2 separate regions of the Homo sapiens genome follow, and region 2 is linked to region 1. Evidence: chromatin contacts called from ENCODE Hi-C or POLR2A ChIA-PET data. All regions are on one chromosome and are shown on one strand. The core of a region is the stretch at or near the end of the contact, and the rest is flanking DNA. Distances in the headings are between cores, read along the strand shown.

Region 1 (4,471 bases), core at 1,556-4,055:
TAACTCAAAGCAAAAAAGGTGACTTACATTTTCTGAATGAATGATAGTGATTGAAGTGCTAACTCCTAAGAGATTTGCAGAGGAGTTCATGCAAGGGGTAGAGAGCGTCCCTGTGTTCTTAGGAGTTGCTTTAATAAAAGGAGCCCTGGCTCAGAGTGGGGGAGGCAAAGCAGGCAAGAAGCAGTGAGTGGGAGAATTGAATAACTTGATTGGAGAATCCTTGTGCTACTCCTCTATGCCCTGATTGTGTGGGCTGACATCTGGCTGCAAATAGATGCTCAACAAAGGATCATGGCTAACCACAGCTCCTAACAGTGCTTTGAAACTGAGTGCACATTAGAATCACACTGCAGTTTTAAAAAATACCAACCCTAGGGCTTCATCCCAAGAGTTCCTGATTTAATTGGTGTGGGATAGGACCCAGGCATCCATATTTTTTTAAAAGCTCCCCAGGTGCTTCTATTTGAAAGCCAGGATTAAGACTAATTGTTTGTAGTGGTTTAGGAGAGCCTCTTGCCAGCCAAGGAGTGGCTCCTTCACTATGAGCTATCATCCCTTGTCATGATCTCTCTTCCAGGACAAGAGCAGAGAAGGGAGTACAAGAAAAGAGGAGTAATTAAGGGTTTAGTGTGATCCTTTTAAAACCCCAGTCCAGAGAGGCTTTAAGAAGCACAGGTTAGGTCCACACTGATTGATATTGTTATCCTTGAAATTGAAAAGAGAATATGGAGAATAATGAAGAGTTAGCAATAATGATGTGGCAATGGGTTATTGGCAAGGTACTTCCAGAAGGTCTTGAAATATGTTTGGCAAGAAACTCACTGATCAGATGAAGAGACCTGTAAAGTGAAATTTGAAGGGAAATAAAGATACTGAGGGAAGTGGGGAGAGGAACTGTGGAACTAGAGATCAAGGAATAAACTGCTATATGATTCATTTGAAAAACAAGGGAGGCCTCTCTGAGATCCCCAGGAGAGACAAGGAAAAGGCACAGGGATAATGCTCACAGGTATGGATGGTGACATATGTTTCATAATTTCAGTTTAGAGAAATTAATATAATTTTTTTCAATTTATTATTTAAAGTACCACCAACACTATTAGGGTGAGACTTACAAGTGGAACCCTCCACCAGAATTCTGCCCTCCAGTTACAGATTTCCAGAAGGTGGAAAGCATTGCAACATTCACATACTATGTTCCATCCCAAGCCTTATGAGGTCTTCAAAACCATACCACAGTATTCTTGGGGGAAAGTGTCTTCATAGAGAATATTTCAGCACTCATTTTAATAATACATCCTTAAGCTGTTCTAATTTGTGCCCATCTCAATGCCAAATTCAAATTTACTTGAAAAAAACAAAAACAAAAACCACTAGTCTAGTTCAACCTCAGAGGTCCTAGGTTTCTTTCCTTGACCACCTCCTATGCTGAGCTTCCATCTTGTCCCTCCTGGCTGGAGCAGTTAGGTTTACCGGAGCCACATAAGTGAGAGCTACCATTGGCCTTACCTTGGAAAGCCCAAGCTTTCTGGCATAAAGGAACTCAGATCCCTTAGGACCCTGGGAATCTCACATGCCTCTGACTCCTTCAAGAGGTGCAGCATCTGTATAACCGAAACGACCACCCTCTACTTCCCTGTCATGTCTTGCTTGGCTCTGGAGAGCACAGAGGGGAGGCTTCTGTGGATCACCCCTCCACCTTGTATACACACCTCCTAGAATTGGTGTCTCACTGCCTAATTATGTGCCAATGGCTCTGATCTGTAAACAGGATATTGATATTAGATCTCACATAGTTTAAGCTTCTGCCAGTAGAATTTAGCTACCTTCCCGATATCTTCCTGCTATGTCAGAAAGCACAGCTCCTAAGCCCTCAGTACGGTAGTCCATGGTTTAAACTGAGGGAAAGGACTTGATCAGCTGATACTAGTGCAAGAACCTGGCTGAAAGAGATCATGAAGGCCCTGAGCATCTGCTTACAGGCCTTCCCTTTTCAGTTTTCAAAATGTTCAAAAGGGTGGAGGGCCCTGGCTTCTCTCTTATCCATGGAATGCCTTTTCTGGTGCCTTTTCTTACTGTCTCTGGCCTGACATGCTTGGGTCAGGTCAGAGAAGGGCTTTGCCTTAATGGCATGTTTATCTTCAAATCTCTCTTAGTATCCACTAAGCCTATAGGTCTTTGATTCTCTAAGGTTCATGGGAAACAGCTAAGGAGTGCTAGGGAAGATCTACTCAGGATCTGCTCTTACCCCATTATGATGCTAGCCATCTAGCAGAACTTGCACAGTATTTAAAAATGAACAATGTCAACTCTGCTTCTTCCAGGCAGTTCTGAACTGGGGATGAACGTTCACATGCCTCAAAGGTCTTATATAATTTGGTTTCTAAAGAAATTAGCACTCCAGGTATTTGATATCATGATCATCCTTTTTACCAATTACTCGATAGTGTCTGGAGCCCCCAAGATCCCTTGTGACCTTTGTCTAAAACTGAGAAAACCCACTGAGTGAGCAGCAAAACTGTCTTCTCCTTTTACCTCTTAGCATCTGAATCTGATACTTATCACTCTTTAAAACCTAAACCAAAATCCATTGTCTCTGGTAAGCAGTGTTGGGCATTCTGAATCTAGAATTTGGGTTCGAGTTTCCTTTGGTGTCTATTTAAAAAAAACAATTGTTCATGCAAGTCTAAATGTTATCTGAATTTTTATTCTTCACAGTGCATGTGCTGTGGGGCTCAGAGATACTAAGTGTGATGTTTTAAACGGTTACTCTTAGAAAGAGTGACTCATCTCAACTTTCCCTAAGTGGTCATGTATTTTGCATATCTATTCTAGAATGCTCTAGGCCCATGGGCAATGCACATTGCACTCACAGAGGGCATACACTTGGCATCTGCCTTAGAATACTCTCCTTAGCCACATCTTTATCTGCTTGACTACAAAACTGAAACTTTCCGTGCTGTTGGGGATCTGTTTTAGACACTCTCGAGTTAAAATGAACGAGCCAGTGCTTGAATATTTCCTCTTCCTGTTTGTGTAGCCTTCTGCACATAGGTAGCGATGGTAACTGCCCAAGTGTGTTGCCATTACATCTGGACTTGCAGATGCAGAGCAGGCCCTATGGATCCAGCTCCCTCTCACAGATACCCTGGGTTTGATGTGCTCTTCTCTCATCGGACTCCCATACCCACCCCCAGTTTTTCCCTGACTCTCATTCACATCTGTAGGAGTGGGCGGGAGGCTTTAGCACTTAGGCCACAGAATCTGAAGCCAGGATGAGGGCACAGGTGCTGGCTCTCAAGTGTCCTTAAAGACTCCCTAACCAGCACCACTGAGCTCTAAGTATCTCCTTTCCTTGTGGCTTCTTCCATCCTGGCCTTTCTAGATCCTGTGGGTTGAGGTCTGAAGTTTTTGTCCAGCATGATCTACTTCCTGGAAGGCTGAAGACCACACAGATCCTGGGCTGATTCAGCTTCCCAACCTTCTCCAAGTGGCTTCTACCACTGGGATACCAAAAAGGGGTTGTCCACTGAGTTTTGGTTGTCAACCAAATTCAACCACCAATTTTGCCTATTCCCTTCCCTTCCATAGCCATAGGATGTTACCAGATGGTGATATAGTTTGCATGCTTGTCCCTGCCAAAATCTCATGTTGAATTGTATCCCCAGTGCTGGAGGTGGGGCCTGGCGGGGGGTGTTTGGGTCATGGGGGTGGATCCTTCATGGCATGGTGCTATCTTTACCATAGTGAGTGAGTTCTCACGAGATCTGATTGTTTAGAAATATGTGGTACTTCCCCTCCCCGCACCCTCTCTCTCTCTTGCTCTTGCTTTTGCCACATGATGTGCCTGGTCCCCCTTCACCATCCATCATGATTGTAAGTTGCCTGAAACCTCTTAGAAGCTGAGCAGAGGCCAGCACCATGCTTCCTGTAAAGCCTGCAGAATCGTGAGCCAATTAAACCTCTTTTTTTTTTTTTTTTTAAATAAATCACCCAGTCTCAGGTATTTCTTTATAGCAATGCAAGAATGGCCTAACACAGATAGTCGTCTTTTTCCTTCTTTAGGTACCACCTCTCCCCGACCCCCTAACCTCTCCAATGCTAGCAAGTGTGATTCTTAAAGCTTAATTGGCACCATGGGCATGGTATAATCCATGCCTATAGGTCTGGTGCAGGATGAGTCCTCCTCTACACTGGTCCTCAGTGCCCTAGTGGGACCTTGAAGTTCCTGAATTTCCATTCCTTCTTTTCCTGTTTAATGTTATTAAGTGAAAGAAATAAGAGGGCGATCTCTGGTATGTAGCCAGAGTTCCTGCTGCAGCTTCCTTCTTAGAAATTACCTAAGAACCGCTTCATATGTTTTTCCCTCTCTCCTGTCTTTTTTTCTACTGCATTCTATAACAAGGTTTCCAGACTCGGTTTATCAGCAGAGATCATTCTCCTTCCCTTCATATCTGATTGGAAATTAGAC
Region 2 (4,356 bases), core at 975-3,474, 1.2 Mb after region 1:
ACTTTAGGGATCTAGTCGAGAAGTCAAAAACTGCTGGACCAGGGTTCAGAGCTCTTATCTCTCAAATTGATTTTGTTGGTTTATACAATATTCATAATTTTTAGAATTCAAATGACTTTACCCGTAAAGCATTCACTCCCTACTTGACCACAGTCTATGTTATTACCTAATAAGACCTTAACTGCTTCAAGCGTTTACATGGTTACCTGGCTGATGTAAGTCATCTGAGTGTTCAGTATTTCCCCTTTCCCTCATTCCATCTTTTTGTAGACAAGGAATCTGGAAACCAAGAATTAAGTGATTTATCTCAAAATATACGACTTTTTAAATAGAGCTTCTTAAATTCAAAGTTAATGTTACTTTCTACAGCTTGTTGTCTCCTTAGAAAATAGTACAAGGTAATACGTAATCAAGTCCTAAAGTATTTGGTATAACTTGTCATGAAGGAGAATGATCACTGTGGGCTGAGTTAGTGCAAGAATGCTTCAGAGACATTTCCTTGACACTAACCTCCTAAGAACTGCATCTTGAGATATGCTGCCCTGATCTGTGTTGTTTTTGCTACACAGCTGAGGAAAAGAGGTACATATCCTCCTCTAAAGAGCTGGCACAGGAACTCACCAAAGGGCATTTTGTACATATTGAAAAACAGCACCTCATAAGACCAACTACATTTAGACTTCTCCAGAAATCCCATTTATGCCCCTTTTTGCAGAGGAAGGGGCTGGATTGACTCCCAAATCCAAATTTAACTTCAGCCACAAACTAATTAGCATGTCACCCCACCAAAGATTTTTTTTTTTTTTTGGGAGACTGAGTCCTGCTCTGTGCTAGGCTGGAGTGCAGTGGCACAATCTCAGCTCACTGTAGCCTCTGCCTCCTGGGTTCAAGCGATTCTCCTGCCTCAGCCTCCTGAGTAGCTGGGATTACAGGCATGCACCACCACAACCGGCTAATTTTTGTATTTTTAGTAGAGATGGGGTTTCACCATGTTGGTCAGGATGGTCTCCATCTCCTGACCTCGTGATCCACCCACCTCAGCCTCCCAGAGTGCTGGGATTACAGGCATGAGCCACCATGCCCGGCCCAAAGATGATTTTTTAAATGCTCAACAGGACAAAGCCTAATGGTAGTCTTTTGTTAAAAACAAAATTTAATATCAATCCATTGACAGGACTCTTTGTGTACTGAGCTATATAGTAATTTCACCTTAATAGAAGTTCTTCATAACCACCCCATATAAAACCATCCATTCTTATCTCTTTTTTTTTTCTCCATACTGCTTATCACAGCTGACACTTTATACTGACTTTGTTTCCCCCTCTATACCCTTTACTCCAGATTATAAATTCTGAGGACAGGGTCTTTCTTTCACTGCTTTATATTCCCACTGCCTAGAATAGTGCCTAACATATATTAGGTACTCATTATATATTTATTGATGTCAAATATTGATTGCTGTATTATAGTAGTGTTAATGGAAGGTGTCATTTCTTAGATTTTCTTTTCTGACCAGCACAGTTCTTGGGTTGATGGAGTATGTCCTCAATAAATCTCAGCATCAAATAAACAAGAATTTTCTTTTTAATACATAAATTTGTCATTTTGTTACGCTTTTTAGTTTCCTCAGTGATTTTTTAGAATAATTCTTGTTCATAATTTGGATCAGTAATATCTACAGTTGAATCTTAGGAAGAATGTTATAGGCAATCCAGAATGTTGGATAATTAAATCAGTTATTTGCATTTTGATGTGTAATATAGTGAACACATTTAGACAAAAAAAAAGCTACCCCATAAGACCAGTTTTTATTTTCTTTGATTCATGTCTTCAGGATTTTCTGTTAACTCAGAATTATTATAGCATTCATTATTGTTTTGTGAAAATACTAGTTAATAATCTCCGGTTAATGAAATAATTATCTTAGATAAATTTACTGAACTTAATGTAGAATATGTTTTTTGTTTCGTTTTGTTTTTGAGACAGGGTCTCACTTGTCACCCAGGCTGGAGTGCAGTGGCACAAACATGGGTCACTGCAGCCTCGACTCCTGGGCTCGAGTGATGCTCCCACCTCAGCCTCTCAAGTAGCTGGGACTACAGGTGTGTGCCACTACACTTGGCTAATTTTCATATTTTTTGTAGAGACGGGGTTTCACCATGTTGCCCGGGCTGGTCTTGAACTCCTCCTGAGTTAAAGCAGTCTGCTTGTCTCTGTCTGCCAGAGTGCTGGCATTATAGGCATGAGCCACCACCCCCTTCTTCCACTTTCATTTCAAACAGTTATGAAGCAGCCACTGAAACCGGACTCTCGACAATGCCAAAGGAGGTTTTGTTTTCTTGTCTTTCCATGTCTTTGCTGTGGTTTGCTCTGAAACTAGAATTAAACAGCTTTTTAAATTGATAAAAAAGAACCAATGCAAATAAAACTACGGTCTGTAGAGTAAATGGAAAAAGTTGTAGAAGTAATAATAAACTACTTTTAAACAAATGAGTAAGGTAGTAGATATTTTGCAAGAAGTAAATAGCCAAGTGTAAAAGCTGTCAGTTACTTTCATCAATCAGGTTAGTTGCAGTCACGCAAATTTTAGGTGATTATATAAGGAACTCAAATTAGGAATCTTTAAATGTAAATGACCTAATACTAAAAACTACCCAAAAAATATATTCAAAGATAAATAGAAGAAATACTTATGCATTTGAAAAAATCGATGCATTCCACAGTTCCTCTGAATCAAAGGTAAAAAAAAAAAACAGTGTAGAAAATACTTTGAACAGTAGTGGAATTTTTAGTATTTTGATAGCTTTCTTTAGAAATTTAATTGATTTTCTTCATCTGTAATCTTAGATTGTGTTGGAGAGGCAGTGTGAATCATGCATAAAGTTTATAATTGTGTATGTGCCTACATGATGTAGAAATTGCACCTTTTGGCTGATGAAGTATCGTATAGTTGCACTGTTGATAACATTAAGTTCATTTCGCATATATGCTACAGTCTTTTCTGTTTAACGCGTTGAGTAAAATGAAGATCCAGGAGTCCCTCATTAGTTGGTATAATTGGTTAATTCATAGACTAAAGATGAATACAAATGTACTACATTTGCAGATTAACTCATACATAGGCATATTATTGTTAACTAGCAATTCTTAACTGTACAGATAGTTTCAAACTGCATCCAGTTTTTACAAATAAATGCTCTTGTTTATAAGGAATACCATAAAGAGAGCACATGTAAATGAAGAAAATCTTGTCACTTATACTGGAAATTCAAGCGAGAATGATATTAAAAAAAAAGTTGTTAAAGGCAACACAAGAAGTTAAATGAAACTGAGTTAGCAATGAGAGATATTGGCTAATTTACTGTGCCTAAAATTATGGTGCTATTGGTCTACTGTATAATTATTATTTTTAATGTCCAGAATGTGTAATACAAGGGCCAGAACTTCCTCCTGGACTCAATTTTATAAATTCTCGATTAGTTGGTGAGGCCAATAAGGATACTTTTTCTCGTCTAATTTGGTTTCTGGGAAAGCTTCGTTCAAGTCCTCAGTGGTCATCTGATCAAATGGAATTAAGTTCTTCATCTTCTCCATCTGTTTCTCATATTCTACAATCCTGGCCTTTGAGAGAGACACCCACTCAGCACAAGATTTCACATCTTTTTCTTCGGCATCCACCTGCGCAGTATATTTATCCTCTGGCACGGGAACCTTCAGGGCATTAAACTTCTTAAAGTCATCCACCAAACCGGCCTTGGCCACGTTGGCCTTGTAGTAAGCCCAGTCGATAACCGGTGGATTCTCAGGTAAAGCAGCCAACCTGGAGGTGAGGGTCTCATTCCAGGATTTCAGGAAACTAGCAATGGCCTTTTGGTTCTGGGGTATGATCTCTGCAAAAGCTACTCAGTCAGTGGTTTTTAGAGCAAGTTTTCGCCCAGCCATGTTGGGATTCTTCACCGACCCTGGCTGCCCACGGTCCACTGCAGCCGCCTTTAACTTCTTGAAGGTTGTTCATCTTAAAATTTCTTTCAGAGTTTTTCTGTTGATTATAGTTTTTGTTTTTCTTCCAAAATCTCTTCACTTTAAATGGTAGTACATGGCAGTAATACCTTCTAATAGTCAGAACTCTTAATAATTTATAATATCAGGTATTCTAGTATTACTTCCTATCCTCTTTTTGACTTAATCCTTATTTTCTACTGATGTACAAGTAGTTAAAAATGAGCAAGCTTCTCAGAATGTAATCATTTACTTGTGGCACACCAGTTAAAGTACTAACTTAAGTCCTTTGCTACCATATTTATCTTTTCATTCTAGATAAATTTTTTGCTTGCTAATTGTAAATATTGCATTGAT

The links. Hi-C counts contacts between places; a loop is a spot of excess contacts on that map. ChIA-PET counts read pairs that join two places held with the same protein, here RNA polymerase II (POLR2A). Pooled maps may share reads with other maps.
Region 2: a loop to region 1 is called in a pooled map, with 4 times the contacts of the local background. The contact joins two enhancer-like sites. A Hi-C loop is called at or near these places in 1 of 37 single-sample maps with no recorded cell type and 2 of 50 pooled maps. POLR2A ChIA-PET finds 5 or more read pairs at or near these places in 1 of 52 experiments (CD8-positive, alpha-beta T cell).

The regions. Positions count from the first base shown.
Region 1 is chr12:67,446,871-67,451,341 of GRCh38, forward strand. All of the region lies in intron 3 of LOC105369812 (a long non-coding RNA gene), which reads left to right. Among named protein-coding and RNA genes, the nearest start is that of LINC02420, 6.5 kb to the left of the region's middle. RefSeq lists a silencer at 1,506-1,690. Within about 2 kb of position 2,806, at least 4 of the 41 ENCODE cell types and tissues checked have a DNase peak (open chromatin) inside an H3K27ac peak, as active enhancers do; they include CD8-positive, alpha-beta T cell, where a contact is called at or near this core.
Region 2 is chr12:68,639,052-68,643,407 of GRCh38, forward strand. All of the region lies in intron 1 of RAP1B (RAP1B, member of RAS oncogene family), which reads left to right. It also overlaps the pseudogene ATP5PDP4. Among named protein-coding and RNA genes, the nearest start is that of SNORA70G, 14 kb to the left of the region's middle. RefSeq lists an enhancer at 2,105-2,234. Within about 2 kb of position 2,225, at least 4 of the 41 ENCODE cell types and tissues checked have a DNase peak (open chromatin) inside an H3K27ac peak, as active enhancers do; they include CD8-positive, alpha-beta T cell, where a contact is called at or near this core.